Linked DNA regions of Homo sapiens: region 1 is linked to region 2. A link is an interaction called in ENCODE POLR2A ChIA-PET data of the cell type or tissue named here. Cell type or tissue: Caco-2. All regions are shown on one strand. Each heading gives the region's core, and the rest is flanking DNA. Links, peaks and the distances in the headings are about the cores only. Region 1 overlaps GTF2B (general transcription factor IIB). Region 2 overlaps PKN2 (protein kinase N2).

Region 1 (8,000 bases), core at 1-8,000, 79 kb before region 2:
CAACTACTCGGGTGGCAGGAGAATCGCTTGAACCCAGGGGGCAGAGGTTGCAGTGAGCCAAGATGGTGTCACTGCACTCCAGTCTGGACGACAGAGTGAAATTTCATCTCAAAAAACAAAAAAACTCTAAATTGAAAGAGTGAAGAACATTAGGCCAGGCGCAGTGGCTCATGCCTGTAATCTCAGCACTTTGGGAGGCCGAGGTAGGAGGATCACCTGAGGTCAGGAGTTCTAGACAGGCCTGGCCAACATGGTGAAACCCCATCTCTACTAAAAATACAAAAGTTAGCCAGGTGTGGTGGTGCACGCCTGTAGTCCCAGCTACTCGGGAGGCTGAGGCAGGAGAATCACTTGAGCCTAGGAGGTGGAGGTTGCAGTGAGCTGAGATCATGCCACTACCCTTAGTCTGGGCGACAGAGTGAGACTTCATCTCAAAAAAAAAGGTGTGATGAACATTAAAGTTAACTGAGAAATTTGCAGTTAACTCTGTGGGAAGTATCACTGAGATGATTAGGGTTTCATCTTTAAGGTATGATTGAATGTTTTACAATTAGAATGTATATTATGTTTATAATTAGAAATGGTAGATTTTAAGATGAACTATATGGCTTAAGTGAATTGATTTATTTAATTTTTTTTCTTTTAGAAATATGTGCCGTATCACGAATTTCTAAGAAAGAAATTGGTCGGTGTTTTAAACTTATTTTGAAAGCGCTAGAAACCAGTGTGGATTTGATTACAACTGGGGACTTCATGTCCAGGTTCTGTTCCAACCTTTGTCTTCCTAAACAAGTACAGATGGCAGCTACACATATAGCCCGTAAAGCTGTGGAACTGGACTTGGTTCCTGGGAGGAGCCCCATCTCTGTGGCAGCGGCAGCTATTTACATGGCCTCACAGGCATCAGCTGAAAAGAGGACCCAAAAAGGTAGGGTTCGTCATCAGGAAGTGTGGCAGTAAACTGAAATTTGCAGCATGTGATTGTTTTTCCATTTTAAGTCTGAACCGGGTAAATAGCAAGAAACCCACATTTGACCAGGCGCGGGGGCTCACACCTATAATCTCAGCACTTTGGAAGGCCGAGGCGGGAGGATCACCTAAGGTCAGGAGTTCGAGACCAGCCTGATCAACATGGTGAAACCCCATCTCTACTAAAAATACAAAAATTAGCTGGGTGTGGTGGTGGGGCTTGTAATCCCAGCTATTCAGGAGGCTGAGGCAGGAGAATTGCTTGAACCTGGGAGGTGGAGGTTACAGCAAGCTGAGATTGTGCCATTGCACTCCAGCCTGGGCAACAGAGCAAGACTCCATCTCAAAAAAAAAAAAAAACCCACGTTTAAGACATCATTCCTCAACGTCAAAATGTTAAGAAAATATGTTTTGCTTTTTAAGCAGCTCATAAAAAAAATGTTCAGAGACATAACCCTGTGAACAAACCTAATTTTTTTCCCATTTGAATTATTTTAGTTTGTACATCTTTTATTCTTACAAGTTCTTTTTTCTCCCTGAATATATTCCTCCTGATCATTTTGAATACTCTTTTCCTTTCCAAACTTACCTTTTTAAATCTTAGGGGTCAGGGAGGCCATGCTTTGTTTCTCACTGCTTGGCATGGGATTCTACAGATAGACACACTGTAAAATACGTGTTGGCCATCAGCCTTTAACATTCTGTGAAGGTTGGTTTTTTCCCATTTTGCACAGTATTTTACAGTTTCTTAATACAAATTCTGAAATAAGTAGATGTAAGTAATTCAGCCTTCTAAAGCTATGTTTAAATTTAGTGTTGTAGGAAAACTTTCACCAGAAGTATTAAGTGAATTTCTTTTCCTTTTTTTTTTTTGTTTTTTTTTTTTTTTTTTGTTTTTGAAACAGTCTCCCTCTGTTGCGCAGGCTGGAGGTACAGTGGCACAATCTCAGCTTACTGCAACCTCCACCTCCCGGACAAGCTATTCTCATGCCTCAGCTTCCTGAGTAACTGGGACTACAGCCACGTGCCACCACGCCCAGCTAATATTTGTATTTTTAGTAGAGATGGGGTTTCACCATGTTGGGCAGGCTTGTCTCGAACTCCTGGCCTCATGTGATTCGCCTGCCTCCACCTCCCAGTGTGCTGGGATTATAGGCACAAGCCACCACACATGGCCCACTAACTCCCTTTTAAAGTTAGAAGTGACTACTCCTTTCTAAGTCTTTGAGGATTACAGAAGTTATTCATGAACAAATGCATGTAAAGAAATTCATAAACTAGGTGCGGTGACCAGCCTCCTGGCCAACATGGCAAAACCCTGTCTCTACTAAAAACACAAAAAAATTAGTCGGGTGTGGTGGCACATATCTGAATCCCATTTAGTAGGGAGGCTGAAGTAGGAGAATCACTTGAACCTAGGAGGCAGAGGTTGTAGTGAGCTGAGATCATGCCACTGCCCTCCAGCCTGGGTTGATGGAGTGAGGCTCTTTTTCAAAAAAAAGAAAAGTTGGTGGCAGGTCGCGGTGGCTCACCTGTGTAATCCCAGCACTTTGGGAGGCCAAGGTGAGTGGATTGCTTGAGGCCAGCAGTTCAAGACCAGCCTGGCCAACATGGCAAAACCCCATCTCTACTAAAAATACAAAAATCAGCCCAGCATGGTGGTGCACACCTGTAGTCCCAGCTACTCGGGAGGCTAAGAGACAAGAATCTCTTGAACTTGGGAGGCAGAGGTTGCGGTGAGCCTAGATTGCACCACTGTACTCCAGTCTGGGAGACAGGACTGTCTCAAAAAAAAAAAAAAAAAACAAAAACAGAAAGTGAATTACTGGCCTCAATAACTTTGTAATACTTTATTCACAACAGCCTTCAGCTTAGGCTATATGTTGAAAAAAGTAATAAATGATAGGAATAATTAGAGAAAGAAAGCCAATCATTAGTTATTTGAAGGAGCCATTATCCATTCCCTTTGGCCTTCACTCACGTTTTAAGGAAATTTTGAGTCTTTTAGTAAAATTGAGAAGTTGCAGCTAGGCAGTTTGTCCTTGAGGTACATTCCTAGTTGTAAAGTTTATTCTAATGAACAACATGAAAACATTAATCTTGTTGCTTTCTGCTTTTTGGCTTTATATGTAAAGTCTTCTTCAAATGTAAGGTCTTTCTCTTCCCTGCACAGCAGGCAGTTGACATTCAAATAGTTGGCATTTATTGGTATTTAGATGTAGAATAATGTAATGCAGTGTGAGATACGGAAATTTAAAATTAGCTAATTGTACAATGATGGCAGGCATTCACAGTGAAAATCACTAAAACCTCACTGATTTGAATCAACTGAAAAGGTAGTAAAATGAATTTGTATTAAAAGGTGTTTAGGCCAGGCGTGGTGGCTCATGACTGTAATCCCAGCATTTTGGGAGGCTGAGGCAGGTGGATCACCTTAGGTGAGGAGTTTGAGACCAGCCTGGGCAGCATGGTGAAACCCTGCCTCTGCTAAAAATACAAAAATTAGCTGGGCATGGTGGCAGGTGCCTCAGCTACTCAGGAGGCTGAGGCAGGAGAATTGCTTGAACCGGGGAGGCAGAGGTTGTAGTGAGCCGAGATCTTGCCATTGCACTCCAGCCTGGGTGACAGAGCAAGATTCCATCTCTAAATAAATAAATAAATGATGCTTAAAAATCCATTTTAATAAAGCATTCATAATACTTAACCAAACATTGTAGTGGCAGTCCTTTAGTATTTCTTTTAATGACTTTGAAAGGAAAAAAGGGACAGCGACTTTAAAGGGTAAAAGTGGATCTGTTAGGATTCTGTACAATGTTCGTTTGAGCTCAAAATATTTAAGTATGTGCTTGTATCAGTGAAAAACATCTCCGTATGCTATAATAAGTAGCTGTTTGATCTCTGATGTATTAAGTAGAAAAAAAGATTGTAGAACAATATTTATAGTATCACATTTTGTTTTTAATAAGGACCCCTTAACAGAAGTTAGCTAGGGGAGATTTTGCATGGGAGCTTTCAAACACAGAAATATAAAGTGAATTTCTTTACAAGAACATATTTGTGGAGTACTTTTGTGATCCTCAGAAAGATTTATAAAGAAAAAGGAGGAGTCAGTTGTAAATACAATACCCAGTATAAGATGATAACACTCCTAATACTAAGACCTGAACACTATTCATATATTTTATGTTAGTTAAACCCTTTAAAACATTGACAACCCTGTAAGGTAGTAAGTACTAGTAATCATTTTTATTGTTGCTTGTTACTGACTTTAGCTCCCACTTTTTTTTTGAGACAGTATTTGGTTAAGTATTATGAATGCTTTATTAAAATGGATTTTTAAACATCATTTATTAATTTATTTAGAGATGGAATCTTGCTCTCTCGCCAGGCTGGAGTGCAGTGGTGCGATCTCGGCTCACTGCAACCTCCTCCTCCTGGGTTCAAGCGATTCTCCTGCCTCAGCCTCCTGAGTAGCTGGGACTACAGGCGCATGCCACCACGCCTGGCTAATTTTTTGTATTTTTAGTAGAGATGGGGTTTCACCATGTTGGCCAGGATGGTCTCGATCTCCTGACCTGGTGATCCACCCGCCTCGGCCTCCCAAAGTGCTGGGATTACAGGCATGAGCCACTGCGCCCGGCCTAGCTCCCGCTTTCTACCTTTTAGTATGTATTTCTATTATCAGTTTTTAGAAATCACTTCTGGTTTTGTTTTTAAGTTTGGCACTTTATACTATCATATCTCACAAATTACAATGCAGGTAGTGGAAAGGAGGTAGGATGGAAATGATGGTTAATGTTTCGATTTTTGTCTTTTAGAAATTGGAGATATTGCTGGTGTTGCTGATGTTACAATCAGACAGTCCTATAGACTGATCTATCCTCGAGCCCCAGATCTGTTTCCTACAGACTTCAAATTTGACACCCCAGTGGACAAACTACCACAGCTATAAATTGAGGCAGCTAACGTCAAATTCTTGAATACAAAACTTTGCCTGTTGTACATAGCCTATACAAAATGCTGGGTTGAGCCTTTCATGAGGAAAAACAAAAGACATGGTACGCATTCCAGGGCTGAATACTATTGCTTGGCATTCTGTATGTATATACTAGTGAAACATATTTAATGATTTAAATTTCTTATCAAATTTCTTTTGTAGCAATCTAGGAAACTGTATTTTGGAAGATATTTGAAATTATGTAATTCTTGAATAAAACATTTTTCAAAACTCAAGTTTTTGTTATATGTTACATGTAACTTATGATACATAATTACAAATAATGCAAATCATTGCAGCTAATAAAGCTGATAGACTTTATTTCCATTACTTATATATACATAGTTTTTTATTTTAATAAATTTATGGAAAGAGCAAAAGCTTTTGAGAACCATTGTTAACATCAACATCATAGTTTCCAGTTTGAAAGGATGTGTATGTGAGATTTATTATGTATATTATTAAACAAGAAGTGATGAGCTTGGGCCTTGAAAGGCACCAGCTTGAGAGACATTAAAATGTTCTAAGTATGTGATTTTCTTAGTGAGCTTATTGAGCAGAGAATATGATGCTGATAAAAGCAGCAGTAGAACAACAGATTTTAATTTTTGGGTGTTAAAATCTTATGTTATAGAATCTGCATATCCCTGGTTCTTTTTTCTTCTTTGTTAGGCTTACTGGTGTACTCATAGACTAAAGAGCATTTCATTTATTTATTATCTATTATTTTTTGATACAGAGTCTTGCTCTGTTGCCTAGGCTGGAGTCCAGTGGCACAATCTCAGCTCACTGCAACCTCTGCCCCACCTCCAGGGTTCAAGCGATTCTCCTGCCTCAGCCTCCTGAGTAGCTAGGATTACAGGTGCCCACTACTAGGCCCAGCTAATTTTTTTTGTATTTTTAGTAGAGACAGGGTTTCGCCATGTTGGCCAGGCTGGTTTAGAACTCCTGACCTCAAGTGATCCACCTGCCTTGGCCTCCCACAGTGCTGGGATTAGAGGCGTGAGCCCCCATCTGGCCTAAAGAGCACTTTAAATGAAGATTACTGGGCCTGGGATTGTCCAGTAGTTGTTTTTAACTAGCATCCTTTACGTGATTGTGATGTGTTAGATGTTTTGCCTATGACTCTTTAAGGAACAATGATTTAGGGTCATTTGACTTCTACTCACTATAAGAGAAGACCAGCAACATTTTGCTCTTTGATCAGGTAGTTTTTACAGGGGACTTGAATTCATACTAGACATCACCACTGTTCACTGCTCTGGAAACAGGTGTCACAGTTCTGAAACATCTGAAAAGAGGTTAGCACTAGACTAGAAAGACAATCTCCTGTTGTGGCCTGGTGGGCAGGGTCAGACTGGTTCATAGAGGGACTTTCCCAAGAGCAGACCTCCACTGCCATTCTGCTGACCATGGAGCAGGGATAAGTATTGGCACCATGAAGACAAGTGGTATTTTTCCCTTGAACAAAACATAGGACACTCACCCAGTATTGCTCAGAGCTAGGGGAGAACACCGGAAAAATAATCCAGTCAGGGAGAACCTGTCCCACCCAGCGTGAGACCTAGGAAGAAGGAAGCTTCAGTCTATCTCCCTTCTGGACGGCATCTTTGATCTCTAGCATCACACATCTCCACATACGGACTAAGGAGCAGGGGTGCTTTCTAGTGTTCCCCAGGTTCTAGTGACTAGCCACAAAGTTCCCCATTCAGTGACCACTGCAGTTATCAAAGGTTATTTTTGCACTTAGTAAAGGTCAGTACCTACAGATTACAGAAAATTAGGAAAATACATAAGTCACCCGGAAATAACGAGTATTTTGGTGGCTTTTTTCTTTTCTTTTCTTTTCTTTTTTTTTTTGAGACGGGGTTTCACTCTGTAGCCCAGGCAGGAGTGCAGTGACAGGATCTTGGCTCACTGCAACCTCTGCCTCTCGGGTTCAAGTGATTCTCCTGCCTCAGCCTCCCAGTACTTTTTTTTTTTTTTTTTTCATTTCAGCTTCTTGCTGTGCTTATTTTAAGAGAAAGATTCTCACTTTGTCAGCCAAGCTGGAGTGCAGTGGCATGATCATACCTCACTGTAACCTCAAACTCGGGGTGAACTGATCCTCCTCAGCTTCCCAAGTAGCTAAAACTACAGGTTCAGGACACCATACCCAGCTAATTTTTTCTTTTTTTGTAGAGACATGTCTCAGTATGTTGCTCAGGCTGGTCTGAAACTCCTGGCCTCAAGTAATCCTCCCACTTAAGCCTCCCAAAACACTGGAATTACAGGCATGAGCTACCGTGCCTGGCCCACATTTTTTTCAGCATAACTGATTAAGATTTAATATGACTTGTTTAGTCTGTTCGATTTTCTGGTTAAAAAGATGCATTTATTAGGTAGCTAGAAAAATTCAGATAAAGGGAAAAGAAAAATCTAGCCCTTACTACTTGTGTCAACAACATGGTCTTTTTTGTTTTGTTTTGTTTTGTTTTTTTGCTGTCTATACATTTGTAAAGTTTGGATCAGGAGAATTGATTTTGAAGATTAATCTGGAGTCAGAGGGTATGTTTGGATTGTTTTTTTGTTTGTTTTGAGAATGAGGCTTGCATTGTAGGCATTTCTTGAAACTAAAGGAATTAAAATGCTAGTTATAAATCCTCCGTAAGCCACCCGTATGGTTAAATCAGCTTAATTCCAGATACTGAAATAAAGAAAAATGTCTATTCGAAGGGTAACTAGTAGCACTGTGACCTGTTTTTTCCTTCCATCCCTGGCTTCACATGCTTGAGTGTTCTCAAAAGGGGTAGAAGTGGTTGGAATTGGATCCGTTGTTAATAACCCTTTTGGGAAGTCATTAAATCTGACTACTGGAATATTTTCGCTTTCAGCAAAGAAGCGCAGGGCTCCGCAGCAATTCTGTTTGGGGCTCAGGCCCCTCAAGCGTTCTTCACCTGAGCAGGCCCTAGTCCTTATTTGTCTATTTCTTTGAAGACTGTTCCATCTTTATGGAGGTTTTAGTTGGATGATTTTCTACTAAAATTCACTGAAG
Region 2 (16,090 bases), core at 3,422-11,421:
CAAGTCGTGAACAAGAAACACTAAAAGTAGCCAGAAAAAAACATGTTACGTAGAGAGGAACAAAGATTAAGATGGCAGGAGATCTCTCATGCAAAACAATGAAAGCAAGACCATACACTTAACATATGTATAGTTTTTGTATGTCAATTATTCCTCCAATAAAACTGCCCTAAAAACTGGATTACTGATGATGGTGAAATAGGCATATACATTTACTAAAAAAATCATACTGTGTATGTTTAAAATGAGTGAATTCTATGGTATGTAAACTATACCTCAATAAGGCTATTAACGTTGGGAGGTGGAGTGTCAATAATGTTTTGCTAGACTGTGGAAATCTTATCTTACTGTACAGTGATAACACATTAATTATATCATTTTGAGTTAAAAAATTTGTGTTTCTTATTTGTTTTGTTGTTGTTAAACTGGCAAATTTAGCTAACTTCCACTGTAAATGCTCAACTGTAAAATGCATCCTGGGGAAACTGAAAACATCTGGCTACTACTTCAAACTATGGTAGCTTATTAAATATTTTAGCAATTTCAATACATCAGAACATGACAATGCTCAACACCTGCTTTCATTTAGGAAAAAAATCTAGAGGGAGTTCTTTATTAAACATCTAGAAGTTTCTTTATGAGGTGACACAATTGCATATAAACACATTAGAAATAGCTTAAAACTACATTCATAAAGCACAATATGAAATTTTTAAAACAAGCAAATCCAAGAAGTAAATGTTGGTATTCAGAAGTAATAACTATGAATTGCATTAGAACAAGTAAATGCTTTAAAAATTTTCTTTCAACTGTCTGGAAAACTATTTTATACCTATTTCACTAATTCAGTATTTCATCATGGTATGATTAGGCAACTTTTTTTAATTCTGCAGAAATATCCTCTTATAAAAAACTAGTAAATTTCTCAAAACATGGAGAAAAAACAACAAAAAAACAATTATACCTTATTCAAAGTAGCAACAAACTGGCAAATTTCAGTAGTATAATCATACAACCACAAAAGAAACTGGAGTATGAGACGAACCACAAATAATAGCATGCAGTGAAAAATTCAGAACAGCAAATGCTCTTACTATTCATCCATGTTCATCTTTTCGTCATGTGTAGTCTTCTATTAATGTCAGTAGTATTTCTCTCCCTAGTTACTTAAAATTTAGTTTATGGTCCAGTAGGAGCTTAAAGAATTTTTTAAAAATGTCTTAAGAATTGTAAGATACTTCTTTTTAGGTTGGTGACTTATATAACTTTGAGTAAAGTTCAGTAATGGAATGAGGAACAGGGGAAGAAGGAACTGAAAGGAGGGAACAGGAGACTAGAATAGAAAAGGAAAAAAATTTCCAGTCATTATCAGCTGAGTTTCTAAAATGTGATTTTATTACTTTTCTAGAAATATTGTTATTCAAAATATTTGACAACCTTATTTTAATCAATGGATCATTCAGAAATGCTTGAGTATCAACAATGTGTTCAGCATTGAGCCAAAAGGTGGTGAAACTTAGCAGACAATAAGTACAGTCCTTGCCTGCAGTATAGTCCCTGCCTAATTGTCAGATACTATTTACCAAGTACTTGTTGAATGTATCAAATATCCTGTGCTGGAGGCTAGGATTATATGTAGGTAGATGACAAGGTCTTTGCTCTTTACAGGTCTATATTCCAGTTTTGATTTAAAAATACATATAAGAAGATGAATACTAAGGCAAAGACATTTAAGCAAGGTAGGGGAGGCACTGGGCACAAACCAGTTTATGACAGAATATTCATGATAGGAGTTACACAGATATGACTGGAAAGATAAATAGTTATCAATATGAAAGAATTAGATCAGAGGTTCCCAAGCTTTCTCAGTTCATGGTGCCCTAATGTTTTATTAAACTATTTTTTAACTGTGTCCCTAGGCCAAAAGATATACCTTATAGTTTTGTTGATTAAACAGTTAGGTCCAAACATAGGATATGATTGCTTTCCTAACAAATTAATAGCTATTTGAAAAAAAATACATATAACTAAAAGAAAAAGTATTTTCATTTCATTCTTAAGCAAGATTACTTCTTTTTGGGCACTGTATAACTCTAAAGCTTTGGAATCAGTTTGGAAACTACCACACTGATTTCCTATTCCACACTGATTTCACACAGCACTTTAAAAAAACCAAAATCACAGCAATTGAGGAAAACCCAGCTTCATAAATACACAACATCACTGAAAGGAATGTAGCTCCACCTAACCCTGAAACTGTAACTACCTTGAGCTAGTAGTCTGAATGGTGACTACATGAAGTACAGATAATGCTGTGCATCCCTCAAAAACAAAATCCTGATGTGGCCCTGTGAATTCACTTTGGTATCCCAGGTTGCCTCAGATTTAAGCACTCAATTTGTGAACTGCACATTTAGACTGATCCTAATTAGTGGCAACAGCGAAGTTTAACTGTAAATTTGTCCTTCATGTTTTGATGTATAAGTTTAACACAGAATAAAACTGATTAATGATACTCTTTAACAACCGGAATGTGATAGTATGCTATGCAATATTGAAGAACACTTTCATAACCTCAAAAATTTTAAGGTTTGTTGGCATTAATATTTATAAGAAAATTAAAGGATTCTGGAAAGTCTGTGTAACAAAAATATGTCATATTCACATGGTCCATAAAAAAGAAGCCTTTGTAGGTGATGTCAGAGAAAATGATGGAGTAAGAAGGTCCTCATGTGGTACAGATCAGATCACATAGTATCTAGTATCTAGGATGGACATAATTGCAGAATAAAGTATATTCCTTTAATAAATCTGGCCTTGTGAAATTGTTTTTTAAAAAGATATATGTAATGAATCCTAAAAAAAAAAAAGTACAAAGACAGTCTCTTCACAGAAACAGAAAAAGAAACTGACAGAAACTTTCAGAACTGAGTTTATCAGAACTCTGGAAAACATTCAAAGGTTTACTACAAATAAGCAAATGTTTAATCAAAATCCAAAAAGCAAGGGACACTCCGGAGAGCTCTGTGGAGTTTTCACTTACCTTTGCCTCATCCCTCCCTTCACTCCCAATACCTTGGGGGCAGTATTGAAGATGGCAGCCTGCTGTAAGGAGGGAGCAGAGAAGATCTTTTTCTCAAATAATTGTGGTCACCTGCTTTGACCTGTCTGAGGGCTCCCTAAAATACTAACACCAACAGCTTGCCATTATTTCACGTAACTAGAAAATCTTTGGCTGGGCGCGGCGGCTCATGCCTGTAATCCCAGCATTCTGGGAGACCAAGGCGGGCGGATCACAAGGTCAGGAGATCGAGACCATCCTGGCTAACATGGTGAAACCGCCCCCACCCCCGTCTCTACTAAAAATACAAAAAATTAGCTAGGCATGGTGTTGGGCGCCTGTAGTCCCAGCTACTCTGGAGGCTGAGGCAGGAGAATGGTGTGAATCCAGGAGGCGGAGCTTGCAGTGAGCGGAGATCACGCCACTGCACTCCAGCCTGGGCAACAGAGCGAGACTCTGTCTCGAAAAAAAAAAAAGAAAATCTTTGAAGGCAGAGAAACAGCTAAGTGGAGGGCATCTGTCAAAAACAATGGAAGGCAAATGAACCAGTCTCTGCAAACTAAGGAAAAAGAGGATCAGTTGGGGTAAACAATAGAAAAGCCAAAGAAACTGGGAGGAAAAGCTAGCAGAGGAAATGCTTTGGAGAATAAAAGACTTTGCAATGCTTCTACATATTATTGGGAAACTAGAAGGCTAGGTGCAAGCAAGAGGCATCCTCGGAAGAGATCTGAGAACACCCTAAGCTCTAACCTATGGTTGACTCTCAAGCTCTGCACAAAGCAAATGCAGAGTTGTAAAGTGTCTGGGTGAGTGCTCAAGCACAGGGCCCAGCTGCAAAGACTAGGCAATCTTTTCTTCTTCAGGAATTAAAGGAAATGTCTGTTGAAACACCAGATGACTATATAGTAAACCAAAAAGTATCTGAGACAGGTCTCAATTTAGAAGTTTATTTTGCCAAGATTAAGGATATACGTGACACAGCCTCAGGAGGTCCTGACAACACGTGCCCAAGGTGGTTGGGTTACAGCTTGGTTTTGTACATTTTAGGGAGACATAAGCCATCTATCAATACATGTAAAAGGTACATTAGTTGGGTCCAGAAAAGATGGACAACTCGAAGTAGGGATTTTCAGGTCACGGGTGGATTCAGAGATCTTCTGATTGGCAACTGGTAGAAAGAGTTTATCTAAAGACCTGGAATCAATACAAGGGAGTATTGTAAGAGTGCTGTTAAGATAAGGGGTTGTGGAGACCCAGGTTCTCATTTTGTAGATGAAACCTCCAGATAGCAGGCTTCAGAAAGAAGAGACTGTAAATGTTTCTTATCTACTGAAAGAGTCTGTTCAGTCAGTCTTAAGGTCTCTGTTTTGATGTTAATGCTGGTCTGCAGTACCTGAATTCCAAAGGGAGGAAGGCATAATGAGGCATGTCCAAACCACCCATTCCCAGCACGACCTGAACTAGTGTTTCAGGTTTACTTTAGAATGCCATTGGCTGAGAGGAGGGGGTCCATTCATTTAGTTGGGTGGCTTAGAATTTTATTTTGGTGTACAATATATTAATGAAATAGACACCTCAGGGGTAATACATGAGAAAGAATAGTCTCTACAAAATAGATTATAAAAGTTACTAGGCAAACAACTACATTCAACATATAGCAGAAAAATGAAATCTTTGGAAAGAGTAAAATCTGATTTGTGAGTAAGTATACTAAGGAAATGAAGTACTTGAATTATGAAGCAAGCACAGTAACAGAATACGGTCAGTTCACAGAAAAAAGAAATTAACAGAAACTGACCCTGGGGAAGTCAAGACATGTTGGACTTACTAAATTAAGATGCTCAAAAATCTAAAAGAAACCATGGACAAATATCTAGGGGAAACAAGAAAAGTGATGTGTCTACAAATAGAGAACATCAATATGGATTTAAAAATTATAAAAAAGAACCAAACAGAAATTCTGGAATTGAAAAGTATAACAAAAATGAAAAAATTTGCTAGAGAGGTTCAATACAAGATTTGAGCAGGCAGAAGAAAAAGTGAGCCAATTTGAAGGTAGATCAATTGCACTTGTCTAGTCTTAAGAGCAGAAAGAAAAAATAATGAAGAAAATCAGAGTCTAAGAGAAATACCATAAAGCACACCAATGTAGGCAAAAATCAAAGTCTCAGAGGGAGAAGAAAGAACATTTGAAGAAATGATTGGAAACTTCCCAAATCTGATGAAAGACAAGAACCTACACATCAAGCTCAAAGAATCTAAGTAGAATAAATTCAAAAAGATCCACTCTAAGACACATTATAATTAAACTGTGAAAAAACAAAGAAAAGCTTGAAAGCAACAAGACAAAAATAATTCATCACTTACAAGGGATCCTCAGTAACATTAACAGTGGATTTCTCATCACAAAACATAAAGGCCTGGAGGAAGCAGGAGGACTTTTTTTTTTTTTCTTAAGACAGAGTCTTACTCTGTCACCCAGGCTGGAGTGCAGTGGCATGATCTTGGCTCACTGCAACCTCCGCCTCCCGCGTTCAAACGATTCTCCTGCCCCAGCCTCCTGAGTTACTGGGATTACAGGCATGCGCCATCATGCCTGGCTAATTTCTGTATTCTTAGTATAGATGGGGTTTCACCATGCTGGCCAGGCTGGTCTCAAACTCCTGACCTCAAGTGATCCACCCGTCTCGGCCTCCTTAAGTGCTGGGATTATAGGTGTGAGCCACTGTGCCTAGTTGGACATTTTTTTAAGTGCTGGAAAAAAACAAAATTGCCAGCCAAGAATTCTATATATATACCAAACTATCATTCAAAAAAAGAAAAGAAAGAGATTCCTAGATAACAAAAGCTAAGGGAGGTAGACACTAGGAGACCCGCCCATAAGAAATGCTAAAGAAGCCTTTTAGATTGAAATGAAGGATGGGAGAAGTGACGGGTGGGGCGGGGTGGGGGCAGTGTCAGGGAGGGCAAGGGGGAGGGGGTAGGGGGAGGGGGAGGGAGGGAGAGAGAAAGGAAAAAAGGAAGACAAACGCAGGTAAAATTAACTACATAAGTAAATATAGAAGCCAGTATTTTTTTTTTTTTTTTGAGACGGAGTCTCGCTCTGTCACCCAGGCTGGAGTGCAGTGGCACGATCTCGGCTCGCTGCCAGCTCCGCCTCCCAGGTTCACGCCATTCTCCTGCCTCAGCCTCCTGAGTAGCTGGGACTACAGGGGCCTGCCACCACGCCCGGCTAATTTTTTTTTGTATTTTTAGTAGAGATGAGGTTTCACCATGTTAGCCAGGATGGTCTCGATCTTCTGACCTCGTGATCCACCCGCCTCGGCCTCCCAAAGTGCTGAGATTACAGGCGTGAGCCACTGCGCCTGGCCAGAAGCCAATATTTCTGTATTTTAAGTAACTCTTCTTTTTGTTTCCTTTATGATTTAAAAGACTAATGCATAAAACAATATTTATAGCCTATGTTAATGGGTATATGGTGCATAAAGAGAGTTTGTGACAATATAACAAGGGCACAGTCAAAGAGTTTTTTGTAGGCTACTAAAGATAAGATTATAATAAATTTAGGACATTAGTTATAATCATTGGGGTAATCACTAAGAAAATAATAAACCCGCACATGGATGTTTATAACAGCTTGATACATAACTGCCAAAACCTGGAAGCAACCAAGAAGTCCTTCGGTAAATGAATGAATAAATAAATTATGGTACATCCACACAATAGAGTATTATTCAGCACAAAACCAAAAATGAGCTATCAAAGCATGGAAAGACATAGAGGAAACTTAAATGCATATTACTAAGTGAAAGAAACCAATGTGAAAAGGCTACATACTGTTAAGATTCCAACTGTATGACCATTGTGGAAAAGGCAAAACTACGGAGGAAGTGAGGTGAGTGGTTGCGAGGAGTTCAAGATTTAGTGAAAGACCAGGCATAAGTAGCTCATGCCTGTAATCCTAGCACTTTGGGAGGCCAAGGTGGACAGATTGCTCGAGCCCAGGAGTTGAAGACCAGCCTGGGCAACACAGAGAAACCCCATCTCTACAAAAAAAATAAAATAAGCTGAGCGTGGTGGTGTGCACCTGTACTCCCAGCTACTAGGGAGGCTGAGGTGGGAGAATATATATATCTATCTATCTCATAAAAGGGAGCAAGAAGGGAATAAGAAAAGTAAGAATAGAGGCTGGGCATAGTGGCTCACGCCTATAATCCCAACACTTTGGAAGTCTGAGGTGGGAAGATGACTTGAGGCCGGGAGTTTGAGACAAGCCTGAGCAACACAGTGAGACGCCATTGCTAGCAAAAAACTAAAAATTAGCTAGGTGTGGTGGCACGTTCCCGTACTCCTAGCTACTCAGGAGGTTGAGGCAGGAGGATTGCTTGAGCCCAGATGTTTGAGGTTACAGTGAGCTATGATCATACCACTGTACTCCAGCCTGGGCAACAAAGAGAGATCCTGTCTCAAAAATAAGTAAATAAAAACAGAGTAGAAAAATTCAATCAAAACCAAAAGAAGGTAGTACTAGAACTCAGAGAAAAAAAGATAAACACTTGCATAAAAAAAAAAACCCGCAAAATGACAGAAATAAGCCCTTTTGTTGTATATAATTTGGCTGGTTTTTGTCCCTGGTTTCTGGAAGACAGCCTCTAAGTCTAAACCTTTGGAATTTCCCCCAGTGATAGGCGTGCCTTTGTTATTCATAGTGGATACCTTAGACCACACCTGGTAAGGTGACTCATGGTGGGCCTCTAGACAGTTTCAGGATGGGGGCTGGCCATGCCAGAAAGAATGATCATATCTTCAGGAGGTTGAGGCTTTGAGCCACATTATCAGTCTGACCTCCTGACCTAGGGAGGGGCACAAGGCTGGAGATTGAATTCAATCATGTGGCCAATGATTCACTCAATCACACCTATGTTAACAAAGCCCCAATGAAAATTCTGCACACCCAATGCTCAAGTGAACTTCCTGGTTGGTGACAGACATTGATGTGTTAGGAGGGTGATATATCCTAAGGACACATAAGGTTTGTGTTTGAGATCCTCTCAGATCTCCCCCTTTATGTTTATTTTCTTTTCGCTGCAGTGAGCCATGAAGGTCCTAATTTGTATCCTTTATAATAAAAACGTAATCCTAAGTATAGTGCTTCCCTGAGTTCTATGATTTGTTCCTGCAAATTACTGAGCTGAGATGCTAGTAGAAATCCTGGAATCTGTAGACAGTTGGTCAGGAGTGCATGTAGCCTTGGAAACTCTAAATTTGCTGCTTGCTTATGAAGTGATGGCAGTTTTGTGGGGGGACTGTGCTACAAACCTATTAAATTTAACCTACCTCTCAGTAGTTACCACCAGGATTATTACATCCTGTCTGTAATTACTTTAAATGTTTCTCTCTCTTTCTTTCTTTCTTAGAGGCGGAGTCTTGCTGTGTCACCCAGGCTGGAGTGCAGTGGTGGAATCATGACTCACTGTAGCCTCAAACTCCTGGGCTCATGCAATTCTCCTGCCTCTGCCTCCCAAGTAGCTGGGACTACAGGTGCATGCAACCTCATCTGGATAACTGTCTTAAACTATTAAATAAACAGCAAACACTGGTCAGATGTGGAGGCACACACCAGTAATCACAGCACTCTGGGAGCCCAAGGCAGGCAGATCACTTGAGGCCAGGAGTTTGAAACCAGTGTGGCCATCATGGTAAAACCCTGTCTCTACTAAAAATACAGAAATTAGCCAGGTGCAGTGGCACATGCAGATCACTTGAGGCCAGGAGTTTGACACCAGTATGGCCATCATGGTGAAACCCTGTCTCTACTAAAGATACAAAAACTAGCCAGGTGCAGTAGCACATGCCTGTAATCCCAGCTACTCGGGAGGCTGAGGCACAAGAATTGCTTGAACCTGGGAGTGGGAGGCTGCAATGAGAGTGAGACTCTGTCTCAATAAAAATGAATTAAAAAAAAAAAAGACTGACAGAATGGATCTTATAAAACAGAATACAATAATATATAATCTAAAAGAGACTCATTTGAACCCAAAGACAAAACCAAAACAAAGTAGGGGTAGCTGTTATAAAATCAGACAAAACAGATTTTAAATTAAATATTGTTATAGGAGACAAAGAAGGACATTATAAAGGAGTTAAGGTAAAGGTAAAGGAGTCAATCCGTCTAGAAGATATAAAAATTGTAAACATACATGAACCTAGCAAAACAGCCCACAATATAGGAAACAAAAATTTACATAACTGAAGGGAGAAATACAGACAGTTCTACAGACATAGTTAGATATATTACCATACTTCCAATAATGGACCTATTAGAACACGATCAAAGAAGAATGAAAAAAAATATTAACTGTTGGTGAGGATCTGGAGATACTGAAACCCACTTTATACATTACTGTTAGAAGTATAAAATAATGTAAATGCTGAGAAGAACAGTTTGACAGTTCCTCAAAATCTTAGATATAGCTACCATATGACCTAGCAATTATATTCCTAGGAATATACCCCCAAATTGAAAACAGATGTTCAAGCAAAAACCTGCACGTAAATGTTCATAGCAGTCTACTCACAACAGTCAAAAGGTAAAAAGAACTCATATGCTCTGACAAATAGGTCAATCAAATATAGTATAGGTTGAGTATTCCTTATCTGAAATCCTTGGGACCAGAAGTATCTCAGATTTTGGAATGTTTATATTATATTATACTTACTGGTTAAGCATCCCTAATCTGGAAATCTGAAATCCCAAATCCAAAATGCTCCAATGAGAATTTCCTTTGAGCATCATGTTGGGTGCACAAAAAGTTTTGAATTTTAGAATATTCCCACAAGTGGAATACTATTCAGACATTAAAAGTGAGTGAAGTACTCATACATACTACAACATGAATGAACCTTGACAACAATATGCTAAGTAAAAGAAGCCAGGCAAAAAAGGTCACAAATTATATAATTTCTATCATATGACAAATCTAGAATAGACAAATCTGTAGAGACAGACAATTAGTAGTTGCTAGCAGCTGGGAGGAAGGGGGAATGGGGAGTGACTGCTTAACAGGTATGCGTTTCCTTTTGGGGTGATGAAAATGCTTTGAAACTAGGTAGTGGTGATGGTCACACAATATTGTGAATATAGCAAATGCTTCCAAATTGAATAAAATTAAAATGGTTAATACAACAAATTTTATTCTATGTGTATCTTATCATAATTTTAAAAATCTATGCACAGGTTTTTCTTTCAATTATTAAATCAGAACCAGTTATAGACAAAAATACACACAAAAAACAATGGCTATACACTACATACCTGTTAGTGCTGCTGGTTTGGATAGTGTACTATATTGATTTTGCGTAGATATCATACTTTGACGTGGACTTAGTGTTGGTGATGCAGCAACAAGTGAAAGTTCTTCAATAATAATCCTGCTTTTGGGATGATTCTTGGGGACTTCGTTTAATCTTTGCTCTAATGAATACTTTAAAAGGTCCAACTTCTGACTTGATTCATTAAATCTTGCTTGAGCCTTGCACAGGGAAAAGACAATTGTTGTCATTTAAATAATCACATACTTTGAATAATGTATTTATTAAACCAAATAAAAATTTTTATTTAAAATTACTTCTGAAAGTGCTTTTCTGTCTGTTACTTTTCCTGAGCCAAGTAATTTCATTACATTCTTTGCACCTTCTGCTACTGCAAACTCTATCCTAAAATGATGCCTTAATTCTTCCATCCGAAGTTCAAGAGGACTTATCACAGGTTTTGCTAGAAAGGAAAAAAAAATTTTAATTGCACCATTTATCTGACTTTCCAATTTGCAGTGATTAAAATCATGAAAAGAAATGAATTCCTATAACATTACAATAACTTAGTCCTTACATCAATAAACACTGAAATAAAAATATTTGATATGATATTGAAATTCAGAGCCTTTCATTTTTGTCATTACACATCTAAATTACAAATCTGAAAAAAAGATTTTAGAGCTGAAAGATATCCAAATATTGTAACATGGGGAGACCGAAAGTTTCTACTCCTACTCTTAGCAACTAGCTTTAAAGATTTCTTCTGGAATTAAAAAATAAATAAAACAAAACAAAAAAACAAAAGAAAACAAAGCCATACTCTTAAACAGGTAACAGATTTTTTTTTAAATGAAGACTGATTGTAAGTACTTGATAATCTATTTAAATGAAGAGATACATTCTAGATCAATATCTTCTTGAAACATAAGGGCCAAATATCTAAAAGCATCTATCCAAGTGAAGAGTCTAAAACTCAAGATTAAAAAAAAAAAAAAGGGCCGGGCGCGGTGGCTCACGCCTGTAATCCCAGCACTTTGGGGGGCCGAGGCGGGCGGATCACGAGGTCAGGAGATCGAGACCATCCCGGCTAAAACGGTGAAACCCCGTCTCTACTAAAAATACAAAAAATTAGCCGGGCGTAGTGGCGGACGCCTGTAGTCCCAGCTACTTGGGAGGCTGAGGCAGGAGAATGGCGTGAACCCGGGAGGCGGAGCTTGCAGTGAGCCGAGATCCCGCCACTGCACTCCAGCCTGGGCGACAGAGCGAGACTCCGTCTCAAAAAAAAAAAGAAAAAAAAAAAAAAGTAATAGTAATGCTTCCTCCCTCTTAACTTTGAACCACTGCCCTGTTCCTGCATAAGATTATTTAGCACCATTATGCTCATAAGAAGGAGGACAATTTATTCCATCACCATTATCAAAAGCCAATTCATTAGTCTGGACTGCCTGAAGAATCTGCATTCGTATGACTTCTATTTTTGTCTTGCTGTCCTGGAGCAGTTGCTGAGCTGTACCATGGAGTTTCCGATCCTATTAAAAAAATAAGTTTGAAAAATTAAGCAAATAAAGGGAAAAATGAAACATTTTCCTATCTTCTAAACAGATCAAGTGATATATCAGCAAGTGAAAAACAGAGTTAAAAGAATGCTGTTGGCGCTATAGTATATCTTATAGATACATTTACTAAAAAAGAGCCATCAAACTTACAGGGTGATAATTGTGAAAAACAACTCCATTAGTTAAGACAATTTGGGAGAAAAGGAAATCTTATTATGGCTGTGTATTTTTAAAATTTATTTTTTATTGTATATACTTGCAGTGTACATGATGTTTTGGTATGCATACATATAGTGAAATGATTATTACAGGCAAACAAATTTACTGACCCATCACCTTCTACAGTTACCCCTTTTCATGTGTATGTTTATGTGTACCTAAAATTTACTCTCTTAGCATATTTTCAGTATATAATATTAACTATAGTTCACGCTATGTATTAGACCTCTGGACTTATTCATCCTACCTAACTCTAAGTATGTACCTTTTGACCAACTTCTCCCCATTTCTTCTTCCTCCCTATTGCTGGTAACTGTATTCTACTCTCTGTTTCTATTTATTCAGCTTTTTTTGGATTCCACAGGTAAGTGAGATCATACAGTATTTTTCTTCCTGTGTCTGGCTTATTTCACTTTGCATAATGTCCTCTGGGCTCACCCATGTTGTCATATATGGCAGTATTCCCTTTTTTAAGGCTGAACAATATTTCATTGTGTATATACATATATATATACATCGCACAATCCATTTATCTGCTAACAGATACTGTAGGTTTGAATCTTATTACTATCTTTTAGAAAATCAAAATCCAAATTCACATTTGTAATTTTCTTATTTTTGCTTTACACAAAACATAAAGAATTTTCCTTTACTATGATCAATAACTCTAAGACTCAGAAACATAGTATGAAATAAATGCCTCCATGATTAAACCTAAACTAAAAACCTAATCACAGATAGCAATTGTGTTCCAATTAATTATGCTAAGAAAGGTAGAAAACAGCATTTGTCAACCCTGGTGACAATGAGAAAGGTCCCTAGAAACACTTTAATGTCAAAAAATGAGACCTTCTTAATAAAGCTGGAGAACACTTCTGTTATATCTTAAGATTTCAAAAAAAAGCTCTGAATTAAGTGAAATAATGTTAATGCCTGATATGGTTTGGATGTTTGTCCCTCTAAATCTCATTTTGAAATGTAATTCCTCAGTGTCTGAAGCGAGGCCTACTGGAAGGTATTTAGGTCACGGGGACAGATCCCTCATGAATTGTTTGGTGCCACCCTCACAGTATGAGTAAGTTCTCATTCTATGAGTTCACGCTGGTTGTTGAGCTGTTTGTTCAAAAGAGCCTGGCACTTCCTCCTCTCTCTCTTGCTCCCTCTCACCAGATGACAAGCTGGCTGCCGTTCATCTTCCATCACGACTGTAAGCTTCCTGAGGCCCTCAACAGAAGCACATGCCAGCACCATCCTTCTTGTACAGTCTGCAGTACTGTGAGCCAAAAATAAACCTTTTTCTTTATAAATTACTCAGCCTCAGATATTCCTTTACAGCAACACAAATGAATCAATGCAAGAGCATACCTCTGCTTAGTTCCAGTAACACTGAATGTGAGTGACAGAAGGAATTATATGCCAAATAATGACCTACTCGAAGATGTCAATGTCTTAAGCCTCAGAATCTTGTTGGTAAGTTACGTTACATGGCAAGGGAGATTTAAGGTAGCAAATGGAATTAAGGTTGTTAATCATTTGACCTTAAAATACAGAGATTGTCCTTGATTTCCAGATAGGCCCAATGTAATCACAAGGGTCCTTAAGTGTAGAAAAGAGAGGAAGAAGAGGTCAGAGTGATGGGATGTGAGAAAAACTGGACCTGCTATTGCTAGCTTAGAAGACAAAGGAAGAGAGTCAGGAGCCAAGAAGTGTGAGTAGCCTCCAGCAGCTGGAAAAAACAGGGAAACATTCTGCCCTACATCCTCCAGAAGGGAATGCAGTCCTGCCAACACCTTGATTTAAGCTAAGATTCACTTCAGACAAAATAACTACAAAATTATAATAAATTTCTGTTGTTTTATGCCACTAAATTTGTGATAATTTGTTACAGCAACTGTAGAAAACTAAGAAATTTTAAAAAGAAATATCAGAAGTTAATGCCATTTCCTGTTTTTAGAGTTGCATTAATTGTTAAAGACTGGTATCCATCCATACATACACACACAAATTGATTAAGCATCAAGTTAGAAAGCACTTATTCATAAGAAAGGAGAAGCTTTGCATATTATTTAAGCATCTCTATTTTTAATCACTAAGGCAATCAGTACTAATTTGGATAAAATAGCACACAATCAACCTGTATTCTCCTGGAGATTCATGTCTCTTAGAACCCAAGAGACACGCTTGATGACGGCAGTATTATTTCAATAAATCAAACACACACTATATGACACTGAATAAAGAAGAAAGAGATTGGAGATAAGGGGAATAAAAGTGAGCTGAAATATACCCTGCTGAATACCAAACTCAGGTTAATATACCATGGAGGAAAAAATAATTGCATATTTATGAAATTTATAAATTTTTCTTTTATTTCTTTTGTATTCCCAAAGTCAGTCATTTAGCAAATAGCTTCTGGCCAGACTGCTGCATAATGACATTTAGGTCAACAACGGACTACATATACCTATGTTTAGATATATTTAGATATGCAAGTACTTACCATTGTGTTACAATTGCCTACAGTATTCAGTATAGTTACATGCTGTTACTACAGCCTAGGTGCAATAGGCTATACCATGTAGCCTAGTACCATCTAGGTTTGTGTAAGTACACTCTATGATACCCGCACAATGATGAAATCACCCACTGATGATTTTTTCAGAATGTATCCCTGTTGTAATGCAAGGCATGAATGAATTTCTTTGAGATCAGACTAGAGTAAAAGTATTCCAAAGCTCATAATTTAATGGGACAAATGTATTTTGCAGTCAGATTTGAGCCCAAATCTTATTATATATAAACTTGGACAATTTACCTATTTTCTGAAAACCTTAGGTTTCTTGCATAAACTATGTAAATTGTGATACCATTCTCTTAAATATAAAACTTTTGTAAGCATTAAACTAAAATTATCTTGCCTAGCACATAATTGGCATTAAAATGTTCTCTTTTAGGACAATAAAAATAATGATTAAGTGTCTTATTCCAATGAAGTTCTAATGTAAATGTATAAATATTAAGTAAACCATATAATATTACTCTCTTCAATTAAGCTACTTCTTTTATTATTTTATTGTCATGCAAAATGAAGTAGTTCCATCATTTTACTTCTTTGGAAATACTCCTTTCTTCACTATTTCAATTCAACATGCAAGAAACAGCACTTGTATTTTATTTTAAAAATAGGTGAATTTTCCCACAGAAATTTCTGGAGGATCTGCAGGATGTCAAAGTATGATGAAACTTTTAAAATGGATTTTGGATATTATCTATCACAGGCAATATACAGTTATTACATATCAGTTTTATGTTTTCAGGCATTCAATGGAATTTTTATTAAGCACATAATATGTACAAGGGAAGAGATAAGGCTGGAGTACACGGACTGGTTTACATATTGGAGAAATCTGACTTTTATGTTAATACAAATTTTGGGAAAGTTTTTACATACCTTAGGTAGAACTACATGAAAATGCCAGTGTCTGATTTTGAACTAAAAAAACAGCAATTTTATATGGCTCAACCTAACACACTAAAGTAATGAACTATTAGTAATTGGCACTCTATAATGCTGGTAATTGTATTTGGAATAAATATTTTACAATTATAAGAATAACTAAAAAATTATACGACTTTCAAATTATGTTTTTTATTTTACAAAAAAATAACACTGTTTTGCAAGCTATAGTGGGACATTACAACACATTACATCACACAGAAAACTTTCAAATAAGCCAATCATTGTTCTTATTAGTACCATCTAGGTAATAAATAGGCCAGTCATTCTTATTTTTTTCATCATGTATTTATGTTAAAGTAACATATAGGAAGTAAGCCATAAATTACATGCCAGACCCAGTGAAAACACAAATATTAATCAATCAGAATGTTATCCTATGAAGCTTATAATTTGCTAGAAGACATATAGATGATTATTATA

What was found. ChIA-PET counts read pairs that join two places held together with the same protein. Peaks named below come from ENCODE experiments on the same cell type or tissue, not always from the same donor. Only the 100,000 strongest peaks of a DNase experiment are listed, where the experiment ranks them.
Region 1: POLR2A ChIA-PET joins it to region 2 with 6 read pairs; 7 of 35 experiments call an interaction of 5 or more read pairs at or near these places.

What each region holds. Positions count from the first base shown.
Region 1 is chr1:88,850,134-88,858,133 of GRCh38, reverse strand. GTF2B (general transcription factor IIB) reads left to right here. Exons shown (of 7, transcript NM_001514.6): 6 at 647-928; 7 at 4,788-5,501. The coding sequence ends at 4,921. Among named protein-coding and RNA genes, the nearest start is that of GTF2B, 37 kb to the left of the region's middle. In Caco-2, for the core only: no CTCF peak of the experiment used is centred there; no DNase peak of the experiment used is centred there.
Region 2 is chr1:88,766,166-88,782,255 of GRCh38, reverse strand. It overlaps PKN2 (protein kinase N2), which reads right to left. Exons shown (of 22, transcript NM_006256.4): 4 at 11,787-11,904; 5 at 10,690-10,835; 6 at 10,377-10,593. Among named protein-coding and RNA genes, the nearest start is that of PKN2-AS1, 89 kb to the right of the region's middle. RefSeq lists enhancers at 7,081-7,676, 6,997-8,196, 7,677-8,274, 8,416-8,710. In Caco-2, for the core only: no CTCF peak of the experiment used is centred there; DNase peaks (open chromatin) are centred at 7,905 and 8,535.